Regions from separate parts of the Homo sapiens genome. Here region 1 is linked to region 2. The links are chromatin loops, found by intact Hi-C in ENCODE. Cell type or tissue: CD4-positive, alpha-beta T cell. All regions are shown on one strand.

The links. Hi-C counts contacts between places; a loop is a spot of excess contacts. Peaks named below come from ENCODE experiments on the same cell type or tissue, not always from the same donor. Only the 100,000 strongest peaks of a DNase experiment are listed, where the experiment ranks them.
Region 1: a loop joins it to region 2, with 2.9 times the contacts of the local background. A loop is called at or near these places in 11 of 110 quality-filtered maps.

Annotation. Positions count from the first base shown.
Region 1 is chr5:157,758,035-157,766,034 of GRCh38, forward strand. LSM11 (LSM11, U7 small nuclear RNA associated) reads left to right here. Exons shown (of 4, transcript NM_173491.4): 4 at 1-2,675. Among named protein-coding and RNA genes, the nearest start is that of LSM11, 18 kb to the left of the region's middle. RefSeq lists a silencer at 4,050-4,099. In CD4-positive, alpha-beta T cell, CTCF peaks have their summits at 4,136 (motif pointing right) and 4,339; a DNase peak (open chromatin) is centred at 4,137.
Region 2 is chr5:159,103,655-159,111,654 of GRCh38, forward strand. The region is part of intron 1 of LINC02202 (long intergenic non-protein coding RNA 2202); the gene reads left to right. LOC107986467 (a long non-coding RNA gene) reads left to right here and starts at 1,365. Exons shown (of 2, transcript XR_001742942.1): 1 at 1,365-1,442; 2 at 3,213-3,785. RefSeq lists an enhancer at 378-1,283. In CD4-positive, alpha-beta T cell, CTCF peaks have their summits at 3,337 (motif pointing left) and 3,536; DNase peaks (open chromatin) are centred at 2,757 and 3,327; H3K4me3 peaks cover 903 bases; H3K27me3 peaks cover 4,425 bases.

The DNA.
Region 1 (8,000 bases), 1.3 Mb before region 2:
TAGTAAATTAGTAAATGTGCTGTTTTGTATAAAGCATGATAATTACTTTTTAACAGAAGTTCATTTTTAAAGATTACTCCCTTTTCTTTCTCTCTTTTTTTTGAGACAATTTCTCTCTTGTTGCCTAGGCAGTGCAGTGGCGCGATCTCAGCTCCCTGCAACTTCTGCCTCCCAGGTTCAAGCGATTCTCCTGCCTTAGCCTCCTGAGTAGCTGGGTCAGCCACCATGGCTGACTCATTTTTTGTATTTTTAGTAGAGAAGGGGTTTTACCGTGTTAGCCAGGCTGGTCTTGAACTCCTGACCTTGGGTGATCCACCTGCCTCAGCCTCCCAAAGTGCTGGGATTACAGGCGTGAGCTATCCCGCCCGGTCCCCTTTTCTTTATTATCGAAGATATTGTTTAAAAGAAAGAAAAAGTAGGTCCCAATAATATATGTGCTATTCAAAAAATGTGATCATTTAGGACATTATCACAAGTTGCTATGGAAATAACTGAAGACTTCCTCAGGAGAAGGAAAGAAAATGAGGAACATAATGATAGAGTCGGGGAACTCCCACTAGCTCACCTGAGGGGGGCTCGATGCAGCTGAAATACTGAATACTGAAATACTAGAAACCAACAAAACTGGTTTCTAGAATTCTCCAGGGATTTGGGCTTGGGAAACTTGGTAAGAATAGTTTTTATTTTTGAACATTCAACTTTGGTTCTTCAAAGTAATCTTTAAACATGGGAATATGTTTTCAAGACAATTTATAGGACATACTTATGTAGTTGGTGAGGTCTTCTCAAAAGTATCTACCTTTGTTAGATAATAACAAGTGATTAAGAAAGGGGAGATATGGTTTTATACTCATAACAATTTCCTGTGCCATTCTCTGTACACAGAGGTGATTCATTTACTCTCCCATTAGTAGAACTTGCACTTTGGGCTGTCTGTTCTAGTATTTGGGAAGTGTTTATGCTTCCTTCCAGGGACCATCTTATGATCAGAGGCAGGATGTCTGTGAGATGGTTAGCTAGAGTTAGCAGTGTCCGGGGAGAGTGGCTTTAGACCAGTCAGTACCTTGCTCTTTGTGCATGGTGCATGTCAAGTCAGGAAGCCAAGAAACCGTTGGCATTAAAATCTAGATGCATAGAGATCCTTGCTATGAGTTGTGGATAGGAGTGGCTCCATCTATCCTTGTGGTGAAAGAGTCCAGGAGCTCCTTTAGAGATTGTCAAGTCCTGAGCGATGAGCTGCCCTTAATCCTCAGAAGCCTTACAAAAATTGAGATGTACCATTTCTACCCTTTGAGAAAAAAGAAATAGAAACTTACTTGATGCAGAATGGATATTTATATTTCTGCTTGCACCATTTCCATAGCAGCTGACAAAGGCAAAATCATGAAATAGAATCATTTCTATAAATTGCTTCTTTAAGTTTTCTCTAAATTTTGCCTCTAGGAAAAAATTAAAACTATTCAATGACAGCTAGCTGTCACTGGTGCTACCCCAAAGCTTTCCAATCTTTTATGTATTTTTTGTGAATGAAACTGTTGCTGTAGGAAAGTCAAGGTTCATGTAAGAGTATCGTGGTGTAAATATAATGGTTTCACAGCTGTTTGAATTTTTCTTTTCCTGTGCCAGATATAGAATGCAGTCAACCCTTTTTCAGTAACTTATGTTCACCAGTCTGTGCTTTTCTTCTCCCAGAAGGCTTTTCTTAGTGGTTGTAAATGCAAGAATCCTGAGCCCTGTGTTGCAAAGGTGGGTGGTCTGTCAGCACTTTCTGGCAAATTGAGTTGATGGATTTAAGATAAGCCTTTGGGGTTCCTGTCAGTTTTCTGGGCCCTGAGGAAGGGTTGGGCCTCCTTTACTCTCAGTATTTTGAGTGTTTTTCAAATGTTTGTACGTTATCTTGCACTGCTCTAATAAAAATGAAAGCTCTCTGACAAGAAATAGTTCTGGATGGTTTGAAGATCTGCGGGGAAAAATAAGTGTGCACCTGAGACCTTCAGTTAGTCTTTTATTTATTTAGAATAAAAAATAGTTTGATAACCTACCAGAGTTAGTGCTTCTTTAAAAACACTCCTTGGAAAGATGGGGACTGTCCCTTAGGAAAGCCATAAAAGTGATTCCCAATACTTTGCAATTGCTTTTGATTTTTAGTCCTTTGGAACAAATGTGTGATGTTATGTCTGATGTTGTGTTTTTAGAGCTGTGAAAAGTCTGAAAAATTTCAAGGGGTATTATTTAAATGATGATTATCTGGCTGAATTATGTGTGAGCTAGAATCTAGGGTAGCTGTCCACTTCTTTTTCTGTTGTCCTGACAGTAAAGCAAATAGTAAGCCATGTCTTGAAAGTGATTTGCTTGTTTCATACTGACATCTAAAGACATCAGCCTTCTCTTTGGCAACCCTGGGGATACTCCTCTGCACCATAACTTATTAATGTTTTTTTAGACAAGGCTAAACCTGAATGACTCTACGTATCTATAGTTTCACTGCTCATATACCAGCTGCTACAAGAAAAACCATGACTTGTAAGTTTGTCTTTACTCCTAATTGCTAAATTAACTGAAACCCTTCCTGTCTAGGGAGAATTGCTGCTAGTAAGGTCAGTTTGCAATGTTCAGCTTTAGATATGTGTCGTAATGGGAGTCTGAAAACTGTAATAAACTGTATTCATATCCTGGCTGCTTTGTCTCTGTTGATTTAGGGGGGTGGGAGAGAGGAGGCAGGGGAGTCTGTTACCAAGTGAAGACACCTGTCTAGAAAGTTAGACCATCTCAAGCCTTCTGCATTTACATTATTGTAACCTTGTACCTTTTCTTTACCAAAGTCCACACATCTAAGTCACCACTCTTGCCGGGCGCAGTGGATCACGCCTATAATCGTGGCACTTTGGGAGTCCGAGGCGGGTGGATCACCTGAGATTGGGAGTTCGAGAACAGCCTGGCCAACATGGTGAAACCCTGTCTCTACTAAAAATACAAAAATTAGCCAGGTGTGGTGGCGGGCACCTGTAATCCCAGCTGCTCGGTAGGCCGAGGCAGGAGAATCACCTGAACCCGGGAGGCAGAGGCTGCAGTGAGCTGAGATCATGCCACTGCACCCCAGGTTGGGCCACAGAGCAACACTCAGTCTAAAAAAAGGAAACAAAAATAGCTGGGCATGGTGGCAGGCACCTGTAGTCCCAGCTACTCGGGAGGCTGAGGCAGGAGAATCACTTGAACCCAGGAGGCGAAGGTTGCAGTGAGCTGAGATTGCACCACTGCACTCCAGCCTGGGCGATAGAGCGAGGCTCCATCTCAAAAAATAAAAATAAGTAAAATAAAAATAAAACACCACTCTTGAGGTGGCTTTTTTCTTCCAAGTTTACTTGAAGTTCATGCTTAGGAAAGGAACTTGGCCCACATTCTGAATTATCTCCTCTAAGCTGCAAGCAGTGGTAATTGCCCTGTGAATTTATTCTACCTAATAGCTCACTGGCACTAGTCCATTCTGTTCATGATCTGCTGAAATCACCATTCATTCTGCTCCCTCTGAGTGTTTTACCACATTTGGCAAATCAATCTTCACATTCTTCCAAAAATATTTAAATTTTCTACCAGCTTTCCACTGTGCATGTACAGGAAGTTTAGCTGTCCCAGATTTGCCACATTGATTACTTGGATCTCTTCTGTGTGCTTCCAGAACTGAATCACCTGGTAAGGTAGACAAGAAAAGTCACATTTATTCTTAGAGGGGGAAACCTGAAGTTAACTGTCAAGACCCAGTTTCTCACTTTAAAGGATCCATTAACTTGAGCCCAGCTGACACACACCAAGTTGCTAACTGCTGCAGTAGAAAGGGAGGCAAGACCCGTGTGCTGTATGTCTGGTCCTTGCCTGTTTGTTTTGAATCTCAGATACTTCTGATTAAATGAGAATGTCCTAATTAATCAAAGTAATGGCAAAAGAGTCAGCTAGCTTGACACTGTAAATGTACAGTGACAGTTAAATGTTGGCAGGGAGTGGAGGCCAGTGGAAAGAGACACATCGATCACTCTCCCTGTGCTTCCAAGATAGGAGTGGCAAGCAGAAAAAAATGCCAACCGTTCTCTCCTTGGTTATAGATGAAGAGTTTTTCAGTCTGCTCAGTTACCACTAGGTGGCAGTGGGTTAAAGAAAACTGCTTACCTAGAGGTCCCAGAAGGACCGGAGTCTCTAGTCTCCAGTCACTGCTACAATTTATCGTTAAATGCTCACCAGTCAGGACTGAGTTAATTAAGGAAAAACAAGCTATAATCAACCCAAGTGGCAATATAAACGTTTCTTTTCAATATTGAATTTACCTAATTCGAAGCTCGGGAAGCCTGACTGATGGCGTTCAGGTAGTGAATGTGCTTGGGGAAGAGTGGCAAAGCGGGATTTCTCAGTGTCTGCTGTTTAAGGGGTCTCTCACTACTCTTCCATCCTGAGACTCCATCTCAGAAACTGTCAACTCCATCCAGCCTCTTCCCACCTGCTGCCAAGGGATTGCCCTGGGAAGCCTCTCTTAAAGCCCTTGTTTCTTAGCAACTGTCTCACTTTGAAACAATTCAGTTCTACCCAATGTTGCCTGAAAGCCCATTTGTGAGAGAGGTTGCAGCTCTCTTATGATTCTATGGCCAGAATTGAGCCTCCACTCCAAGATCGTGAGCAAATATGCTCGAGCCAGAGGGAACTTTCTAATAAACAGAGGAAAACCTGTTTTAGGTTGAGATACTGGCGGGCAGAAGTGGGGGGTGGGCAGTGCTAGTCAGGCTCCTCGCACATCACACCAAGACCTTCAAAAAGCCTTTCCCTCCCTACCTCAAGCATAATTTTTCAGCAGCCTATTCCTGTGGTGTAGAGGAATAACAGTATGTGAGATAATAGTAGATACTGGTCTTCAAATGTTTAAAAATAAGGTTATAATAAAGAGCCATTTTGATCCTTGGCAACTTGCACCACATTTCACTTAGTCACGCTGTGTGAAGAGGCAGAAAACAGATCATGCAATAAGAGACACGGTCCGTTTATAACATTTCATCCCTGCATTAAGCATATTACATGCATTACCTTGTTCAGATACCACCATGAGAGGAAGACTCTATCCCCTTGATATATGTGAGGAAACTAAAGCTCAGAGAGGTTATGTAAGTTGCTAAAATCTCTCTACTAATAAATAGTGAATTGAGGGGTCTATCTAGGTCTCACTGACTCTTAAGTTTATTGCCAGCCAATTTCACCTTTAAAATATTAAGTTTCTCAGACATTAACCAGAAAAATTTGAGAGTAAGCTGAGCCATCTCCCTAAACTAATCAGAAATCAGAAAGCTGAATTAAAATGCAGCATGGCTGGGTGCGGTGGCTCACGCCTGTAATCCCAGCACTTTGAGAGGCCAAGGCAATCAGATCACAAAGTCAGGAGTTCAAGACCAGCCTGGCCAACATGGTGAAATCCTGTCTCTACTAAAAAAAATACCAAAAAAAAAAAAAAAAAAAAAAATGCCAGGTGTGGTGGTGCGTGCCTGTAATCCCAGCTACTCGGGAGGCTGAGGCAGGAGAATTGCTTGAACCTGGGAGGCAGAGGTTGCAGTGAGCCGAGATCATCCCACTGCACTCCAGCCTGGGTGACAGATCAAGACTCTGTCTCGGAAAATAAAATAAAATGCAGTGTGGTGGTTTACTACAAGTGTCTAGTCCCTTCTAATTCACGCTACTCTTTGGCTGGGAGTGGGCACATGCACCCAGGGCTTCCTGGCTTCTAGAGAGAACCAGGGTGGGGAGCACCCCCAGGGGCAGCAGGCCAGCTGTGGCCCTAGGAAGAGTGGCTGCCAAGTGAGTGCTAGGAGGCCTTTGCCCACTAGTTAGTTTGGTCCTGGAAGGGGTATTGATCCCATAATCTTGTTGAAAAGAAGATGGAGTGACTGGTGGTCTCCCCAGCTCTTCAGTATACATTGAGAAAGTTCACCATCCCTTTCCAATCTTCCCCAACACTTGGGAAGGATGCTTTGTCCCAGCCTTGACTAGAAAATCGTCTAATTAAAGAAACTCTTCTCATGGCTAAACTATGGAAGTGCCTAAGCTACAGAAAAAAAAAATTATTACTTGAAGGACTGTATCTTTCTCCTTAGAGCTAAAGGAGGCATTTGGCAAGCTGTCTGTCCAGCTTGTAAAATTGCCCTTCAACTTGTATTAATTTCCATAGGATGGCAATCCTGGGAGGATCCCCAGCTCCTTCTCTTATTACCTCAGGAAACTCCTGATCCCTAATATAGCGATAATGCCACCTGCTTCATAGGTTTGCTGGTGTCAAGTGCTCAGGCCATACAGCAATCCCCTAATATCATTTATGCTCGATGAACATGCTGTGCCATGCTCAACGGCTTTCTTAACTTCCCTGTGCTTCCATTCTGTGTCCTGAGACCAGACCCGGCAAACAGATGGACAGAGTTGGATGTTTTCCTCCTTTTTTCCCAGCACGCAGGTGTTTGAAAGATTGCTTCTAGGCTTCCTGAGTTCTCCATGCTTCCTCAATTGGCTCTCCCCGGGTTAAAACTTCAGAATGCTATCAGCTTCTCCACTGCTGGGAGAGCTGTGTGTTCCCCCAGGAATGACATTAGGCTCCACGGGACATTCATTAGTTGGGGTTACGAGGGGGCCACAGGGCACTGGAATGGTAATTTCCTACATGGGACCCCAGTGACCCAGAGTGAGCTAGCTCAGCTGGTCTGAGCATGTGGCTAATGAGGACAAGGTCATGGTTTCTCTCCTGTGTGGGCCAATTAGTGTCACGTGGAAGGCGCGCTCCTGGGGCATCAGGCAGCAGCAGCCTTACACATGTGGCACTGGTCACTAGGATGGCTCAGTGTAGCTATCATCACTATCACAAACCCAACACAAAGCCTACATCTTCTTATTACGTAGCCCATTGTGTCCAAAACTTGGTCATTGACAGAGCACCTTCATGATTTTTGCCTTATCCTAAGCAGACCAGTACATTTTTATTTATTCAAGATTGTTCAATAAATTCTATAAATTGACTCACTTTTAAAAAGTTACCAATTTAAACAGTGACTCACTTTTCAGAGTAACCAGTGCCACACATGTAAGGCTGCTGCCTCACTTACAAGGAAGCTGTACGTCACTACCACCAATGGAAAATTGGGAATCTTGCCCTACATGAAAGTCCACGTTAAAATAAATACGTAACTATTGACATTAAAATGTCTTTGTGCCATTTGCAAACAGTTTCTAGGCCACGGTGATCAATGCACTGCGTGTTAATAAATGTTGCATGTATATAATCTGCATATGTTACATAATATCCACACTGGCAATAAAACGGTACCATCCACAAAAACAATATTATAAAACACCTGCTTTAGTGGGAAGAGCTGGGATCAGTGACTGGGGAGTTTCACACTTGAAGCAATGAAATTATTATTCTTAAAGCAATTTCAATACCAAGAACCTTTCTACTAGCCATAGATGTGTACCTATAAAAACTAAACTCTGAACAAATCCAGGGTTTAATTTACCTCTAGCTTTTGCTCAACAGTCGTGACTTTTGTTCACACCCTCCACTGGCACTATCATTAACATGGTGCTTCTTACACGTCCTATCATTATCATCTGTTTTGTGATAAAGCACAAACATGCAAAGCAGATGTTGACTGCACAACACCTCTGTTCTCCTTCAGTCATAAGCCAGTTCACGCTCATCTCCCCTGGTCGGCCAGTTCCTTATGGAGATCAAGATATAACCAAGAGTGGCGTTGGTAATAAAAATGTATTCCCTAATTAACTGGGCATGTTACATCCAATCCCGTTATGAAAATGTGCCCTGGAAGATGAATAAACATGAAAACACAGACACGAGGTTGAGAGACAGCCTAGCCACTTCCATTATTTCAGATTTCCAATACATTAAAAAATGAAGACATGTCAGAGCAGAGTTGTAAAAGTTCTGGTATATTTTTAAAATCCAACTGGAACAATGGACAGCGTTC
Region 2 (8,000 bases):
GAGGAAAAAAGACTTTTGCATGGGGAAAAAATACAGCAGAATGAGTTTACACCTGGAAAGAAAAACTAGAGAGGTTTGGGGTTTCCCCTGGAGCCTAGTTTCCCTGATGAGCTCCTCAAAATTTCTGCAGCTGTGGGAGTTCAGGATACACAGCCCCTCAGATGCTCCCAGCGGTAGGCAGGGCTGTCCAGCTCTCGGGATCTCTTGACCTGGGCCTGGAGGAAGCCCAGGGCAGTGTGCAAGCACTCCCTACCCACCCACTCCCACCCTGACCTTCTGCTCCTTGGCTATCCCAACCCTCTTGAGGCACAGGGAAATCAATTCCCCTTTCTGAAAGGCAACATCTACCAGTAATTTCTGGGGACTCCAGTAGAAACATACCGGTCTCCCCAAAGAGAAGAGACTAGATAAATACAGCCAAACTAAGACCCGTGGAAAGGTCCCAGCGGAAGAGGGAATCGTCTCTGTTCGTCCGCCCCCAGGAGGCCAGACTTGGGACCTGTCACTTGGAAAATTCTCTTGATCTCCATTCCCCTTGTGAGGGCGGGCCCACAGAAGGGCAAACCGTCCCGGGACGTGCCCCCTTCCCTCGCCACCTGCCAGGGACAGCTTCGAACGAGGCGGGAGGACAGATGCCTACTTCAGTGTTGGGAAGGGAAAGGGGAAAAGAAAGATGCAAGGACCTAAGCCAAGGCGCAAAGTCCCTCAGATTGCGGCCGCTCCAGAGGAGTCGACCAGCAGCCTGGAGTCGGGGTTGAGGTGGAGAGGAGCAGGGGCCACGGCGTTGCCCGGTGGACGAGAATAGGAGTGGGTGGCGGCCCGGGGACCTGGGAAAGCCGGGACCTGCGCGAAGGCTCGGCTCTGCGGGGCCCCTGAACTGCACCCGGAAGATGGCGCGAGTGGCCGAACACCGTGACACACCGCCAGCCCTCAAAACCGTGGCTCTTTTCCTCGGTGATCTCCATGCGCAGTCCTCGGGGAACGCGTGGGAGTAGCAGGCCAGGGGTCCACTGGAAATCCAGAATCTGATTTCTGTTTCCGATTCCCTACGCTCCAGAGAAGGCCTCCTCTGCTGGCCCAGTATGACCGACACTTCCCGGCTCTGGGAGCGCACCTCCACCTCCCACCCCCCATGGTACATACAGGGAAACTGAGGCCTAGAGAAGGACAAAGACACCCACAGACGGCTAGGAGATAGAGACCAAGCAAACAACACCGCGGGGCTCCGTCCCAGGTTGGGAGCGCTTAGTCTGATACGGCCAGAAGCCTGGGGCAAGGGGTTCCTACAGGTCTTTCTGGGGCGAGCCTGCCAACTCTCTTGGGTTTCCCCCCGGGCGGCCCCAGATAATAATAGATCCCATTTGTTGATGGCTTTACGGGCAGGAACTCACTGAATATCCGCCACAGACCACGGCAGATAAGACCACTCCGGCGTTTTACAGGTGAGCAAACAGAGACCCTGTGAGCGAAGTTGAAAAACTTGTCCACGGCCAACAGCTAATAAAGTCGCCAAGCCAGAATATCGCTAAAGCCTGTCCCCTTAAATATAGAGCCAAACCGTCCACCCAGCTGTGGCGCGAATCTCTTGTCCCCCAACTCTCAAGTGTCCTTTGGCTCTGGAGCTCCTGGGCCCGGGTTCCGCATCCGGGAGGAGAAAGGAGCGAGCGCGCACGGTGCCTCCCGAGGGCAGGGAGCAGAGGAGAGGAAAGGGGAAGACTATGAAACGTCCTAACTAATGCGCGTACTGAATGCGCATTCACGTGGTCAGTTACCGATGTGCTTCTCTCTCTCCTGGCCCGCAGGGACAGAGCGCGCCAGGGACGTGCCAGCCCCGGCCCCGGCTCTGCCACATTTACTATGTGACCTCCTGTCAGTCATTCTCTCTCCCAGTCCTAGATGAGATCTTAGAGCTCACGCAAGCTTGCCTGTTGGAACAGACTAAGTATCTGACTTTGCGGGGATGTTCCTGATGCCCATCGAAGGACAGAAATCTGGACACTTGCGGATGTGCTTTAATGGGGGAGATGCTGATTCTGCCCTGGCGTGACCATAGATAGCTAGAAGCTGAAGTCATTCTGAGTCGGGAGAATACAGTTGGGGGCACTGCCGGAAAGGATCTTTAAGTCCGAGGATGCCCTAGGGCGTGATCATATCCCACCCGGTGGCCCTTGCCCACAGTCCCCTAGTCCACGAGATTGGAATCCGATCTGGGAAGGTCCCTGCTCCCTTGGTAGAAGGAGGCTCTGGGATGGGAGAAGGGAGCTTCTTAGCGATTTGAAAATTAGCATCCCTTCAGTAGCGCAAACCTTATGGAAGAAACCTTGGCCTTAAAACATTCTCAGAGGGGAGACTGGGAGGAACAGGCCTGTTTATTCAGGGGAAAGTTGGAGAAGGGAGGGCGAGTTTAGCAGAAAAGCTCGAGATGCCTGGATAACAAAAAGTTTGCGCTCATACTTCCTTCGAGGGACAATTTGCTGAATATTTACACACCTTTGCGTGCTGCGAGGTCTTTGTTGGCTACTGGGATGCGAGATGTGTATGATGTGAATGTGCAAATATGTTTGCATGTGCGAAAAGTGGCTGCACATTTGTGGGCCAGTGCAGTAAGTGTGTGTTTGTGCCGGTGACAGAGAGCACTTGGCTGAATGTGTGCGTGGGTGCGTAAGGCATTGGTGCACACGGGCGTGAGTGCGCATGTGTATAGTGTGTGCACGTGTCATGTGTAGTGTCTAAGTGAGTGGGCTGTGCATTTGCAAAAGTCCGTGTGTATTGTGCAAGAGCATCGTAAACGTGTGTGAGCCTGAACTCACACGTGGTTTTGTGTGCACGTGTGCGTATGAAATTCAGCAAAAAAAAAAAAAAAAAATCCAAAAAAATCTAGGTCTAGGCAGGGTGCGGACCGAGGGCCCAAGGGCAGGCGTGCAGACCGCTACGACTTTGGCTTTAGGGAGACGCCTTCGGGGCGCAGGGCCCGCCCGAAGACGCGGGTTAGCATACAGCTCAGCTCCAGGCAGGCGATGCGGGTTCCCAATGCGGGCCTACAGATTACGCGGACTGAGCTGGGAACGGTCCCTGCTGGACAGTTCCGTGCTCTTAATCCTTCCTCGCCTACGGTCTCTGATTATTGATGCTTGCCGTGTGTCCTAAAAGGGACCGCTTCCGGTTTATTTGCTTATGTATTTATTATCTTTATCAACGTTATTTTTTGGCAGCTGCCGTGAAGATGCCAAACCCACCAAGACTGCGCTGCCCCACCTCTCCGAGGCTGTCCTGGGAGTGCGGGTGACCCGCGAGCTCCAGAATCTTTCCTTAAGGTGGAGCCACAGCGCCACCTCGCGATCCTCCAGCTTCCCTCCCTCATGGCCACGGAAGGCTGGCCCTTTCTGGTCCAAGCCCCCAGGGTCCCACACTTACTGGTTTTCCATGCACTTTCATTATTTCCCTTTCTCTCTCTTCAATGTTCCCTTATCCTGAGTATTGAGGTCCCCAAACGCGCCTTTCTACCCCACGTTTGGACATAGCCGGAATGTCTACCTCCTTCTCCATCCGGTGAAGCACTGCTCCCCCTAAAATCACCAGCTCAAAAGTCACCTCTATGAAACCTTTTTAGACTTTTCCAACGCAGTCATTCGTGCCTTTCCCTGGTTTCCCTACTGCTCGCATCACATTGGACAGGAAATGCTATTTAAACGTTTTTCTCCTCTCCCTAATCAGGGAGCTCCTCTGAGAGGAGCCATGGCTGTCCTTGCTTATTCAACAATAAAACCTAGTATATATCAAGTGCATACTATGGAGCGTTTAATGCACTGTACTGTGCAAAAACATATTGTCTTATTTCATTTTCCCAGCAAAATCATGAGGAAAGCACGAATATTGTTTCCCATTTTGCAGATGAAGAAACTGAGGTTAGAGAAAATAAGTACCCATCCAAGGTAGCATTGCAGAGCCTCATCCAAGTCAGCCTGTCGGATGCCAGAGCCAACTTTTCTTAACCTCTGACTTGCAGACTTATTCAGCTGTATATCCGTGGGCTTTGTGATAGGAAAAGACACAGAATGAGTACTTGTGTGTTTATGAATAAATGTATCTTTTAAATTATTTCTTCTCCTAGAGAGTTGGGTGTGGGAAGGCACTGCAATTATCAGATACTTTGATTGAAATGTCACCACAATTATTTATCTCTAAAGAGTATTCCTCTGCTAAGTAGCTAGGAGACCTTGGTCAAGTCACTTCATCCTCAGTTTCCTAAGTTCTAAAAGTAGGTTTTCTGTGGAGGATTAAATGAGAAAAAAAAATGTGAATTACATGATATATAGCATTCTAGTCATTGCTCAGTAATTATAATAACTCGAAACTACTGAAACACACACAAAAAAAACAAAACACAAAATTGACTTACCCTAGTCACACAGAATTCCCTGTACCTCTGTATGAAATCATCTTACTGTTATATCTTCATTTTCATCTTAGACATGAATTATATAATAAATATTTTTAGTTTATGGTGGTTAGGGTGTTAATGTTAACCCTGCTCTGTTACAAATATTTAAGGGGTAGTGGGAGAGATATAATCAAACAGTAAACCAGCAAACTTTGCCTCTTGTAATTTCCTCCTGCTTTGTAGATCTTTACCAAGAAAGATTTAAAGAAAGGCTATAAAAGTACTTATTGGCCAGGCACGGTGTCTCACTCCTGTAATCCCAGCACTTTGGGAGTCCGAGGCAGGTGGATAACCTGAGGTCAGGAGTTCGAGACCAGCCTGGCCAATATGGTGAAACCCTGTCTCTACTAAAAATACAAAAAATTAGCCGGGCTTGGTGACGGGTGCCTGCAATCCTAGCTACTTGGGAGGCTGAGGCAGGAGAATCGCTTGAACCCAGGAGGCAGAGGTTGCAGTGAGCCAAGATCGCACCATTGCACTCCACCTGGGCAACAAGAACAAAACTCTGCCTCAAAAAAAAAGAAAAAAGAAAAAGAAAAAGATGCTTATTATTCTGGAAAGTACAAAACTCTATTTTTTAATTTAGGGGAGATTCTGAGCTAGTTTAAGTGTTTCCCTACTTGAAAACATCATTGCTACCAATACATTAAAAGTTTAAAAATATGTGTCTAAGCAAATGATTGTATCCAAATAAAAGAAAACTCAAATAAAATAATGTATTACTACTAATATATTAAAAGTTTAAAAATACATGTCTAAGCAAATGATTGTATCCAAATAAAATAAACAAATGAAGGTTGTCTGAACATATTCTAGACCTTAAGACATTTCCCAAAAAGGTTAAGTTTTAAAGATTTAACATCTCTTTCTAGAGTGACCCATTAAACAAACATTCCTATTGTCAATTAGGTGAAAATGAACTTTTTCCCCTGTTACGGCTATAACTTTCCTACTGTCCAATTATTTTGGAAAGACTGTTGACTAGTATTGTCATGTCATAAACACATGATTTCTCCTCTGAGAAATGAGGCTAATAAAATCCACAAAAGGTATAAACGTGCCTCCACATTTTGCTGGCCCACAGTCCATTTCTAGAAACTTCACTCCAGCCCCAGTTTAATTTACTTTATTGTACTTGCTTCCCATTCTATGCAATTCTCTTGTATAGAGATGAAGAAATGGATTCAGGAAACTCTATAATGTGTTAAGATATTTTATTGTACAGCTGATGGATATTTGGGAATTTGATTCATATTGATGGTGTGAGACACTGGCGTTTTGACAAAGTTGGGGTGTGTTCTGTTTTCCTTTTTTATTCCTATTATGGTGGCCATTAGAGATGTTCACCAAAATTTTGGGTTTTCTTCTTCCAGGTGCATAGAAGGATGGAAGTATTCTGACCCTTCTGCATTTAGCTGTGATCTTGTGATTTGCCCTGGCAAATAATGAATTAGCAGAAGTGACATGTGTCACTTACAGGGGCAGAAGCATGAAGAGCCATAGTGCAATTTACCAAATCCCCTTCCCGGTGGCACAGCTGTTGCTGCCCCCACCAGATGGAGTTTCCATCAGCATCCCACCCCTGGCACAGACGTGTGGAGTGGAGACATCTCCTACACCCATAGACATTTAGCAAGAATGAGAAATAATCCTTTGTTACTGTAAATCCCAGAGATTTTTCTGTACTGCAGTATAACCTAGCCTCTCTGGAAGAATACACTTAGAAAGGAAACTCATCTTTTCTTTTCTTTTGGGGGGCAATTTGAAAATTCTTCTCCTAGAGTGAAAAGTAGACTGCCATGTCTAATTAAATAAAATAATCAGAAAATGAAATCATTCAACTAGAAATCTGAATCTCATTTTCTTAGTCTATTCATACATTTCCCCAGGGTCAAAACATCTGGAACCCTCTGAAATAAGGAGAATAACTAAATTTTACAAATACTTAAAAGGAATCTCAAAATTATTGCTAGACCTCGACAAGAATATTCAGTGGGTCCTTAGTCCACTTGCAGATACATCATGAAGTGAGTTACATAGGTTGTGATTAGAAAATACTTTATTAGCAATTGGCCAGGCACAGTGGCTCACGCCTGTAATCCCAGCACTTTGGGAGGCTGAGGTGTGAGGATCATCTGAGGCCAGGAGTTTGAGACCAGCCTGGCCAACATGACGAAACCCTGTCCCTACTAAAAATACAAAAATTAGCTAGGCGTGGTGGCACACGCCTGTAGTCCCAGCTACTCAGGAGGCTGAGGCAGGAGAATCACTTGAACCCAGAAGGCGGAGGTTGCAGTGAGTCAAGATCATACCACTACACTCCAGCCTGGGTGACAGAGAGACCCATTTCAAAAAAAAAAAGAAAAAAGAAAAAAAGAAAAGGCTTTATTAGCAACTGTATGCAGACATAAAGTAACTTTTCTCTCTGCCTCATGTTCAATTCTATATCAGATTGGCAAAAAGGAAAAATATTTGACTAATCAACTTGAATTTAATAACGTGATCTAGGGCAAGTCATTTAAATTTTCCAGACCTTCTTGTCCTCATGTGGTGTGATGGACTCAATGTTTCTGCCTTGCCCCGCTCCTCTGCCCTGCCAAATTCATATATTGAAACCCAAATGCACAATGTGATGGTATTACTTCCCACAGATAACTAGGAGGTAATTAGGTTAAGATGAGCCATGAGGGTGGGATTAGTGTCCTTAAAAGAAGAGGTAGAGACTAAAGCTAGCAAGCACTCTCCATCTGTCTCTCTCCCTCTCTGTCTCTCCCTGTCATACGAGGACACAACAAGAAGGTAGCTTTCTGCAAGGCAGGAAGAGAACCCTCACCAGAACCTCATCATGTTGGCATCCTGATCTCACACTTCCCAACTTCCAGAATGGTGAGAAATAAATGTTAGTTGCTTAAGCCACCTAGTTTGTGGTATTTTGTTATAGCTGTCTGAGCTGACTAAGACAACTAGAAAATAAGAGTAGACAACATGAACTTCAGGGTACCACTCAGTTCTACTAAGCTAGAATTTTGAGGTATCTGGGTGATAGCAGTTTCAGAGTTGATGCTACAGTATAAAAATCTTCCTGTGTCTCCATCCCCAACACTATTTTGTGAATCTTTTTTCATTTTTTTATACTGATCTCAACTTAAAACAACTGCTTCTTAGGCAAAATAATACTTCTTTCCTTAAGCCTCAAATCTTTTAAACGTGGGAATCTGCTAGAAAAGTGTGCTGTATAGATTTGGGGCCATGTAAAATGCTTTGTCATTTTCTAGCCAAGAGGAGAAATTTGCTTCTATATTGAAGAGCTATTCTCTATAGGTTTCATTATCTGATAACCTAAAGAGTTTTTCTGTGGATTTTCAGGAAACTTTTGTGAGAAAATATTGACTGTGCGATGAGTGCTATAGGGTGAAATCATTACTGTCTATTCTTTATCCTTGGTGTGGCATGATTGACTGCCAAGAATAATATTGTTATAATAATTTCATTTGGATAATAATTTAAATTTGACAAAGAAGTTTCACATGAGTTACTGCCTTGACTTCTCGTAACACAC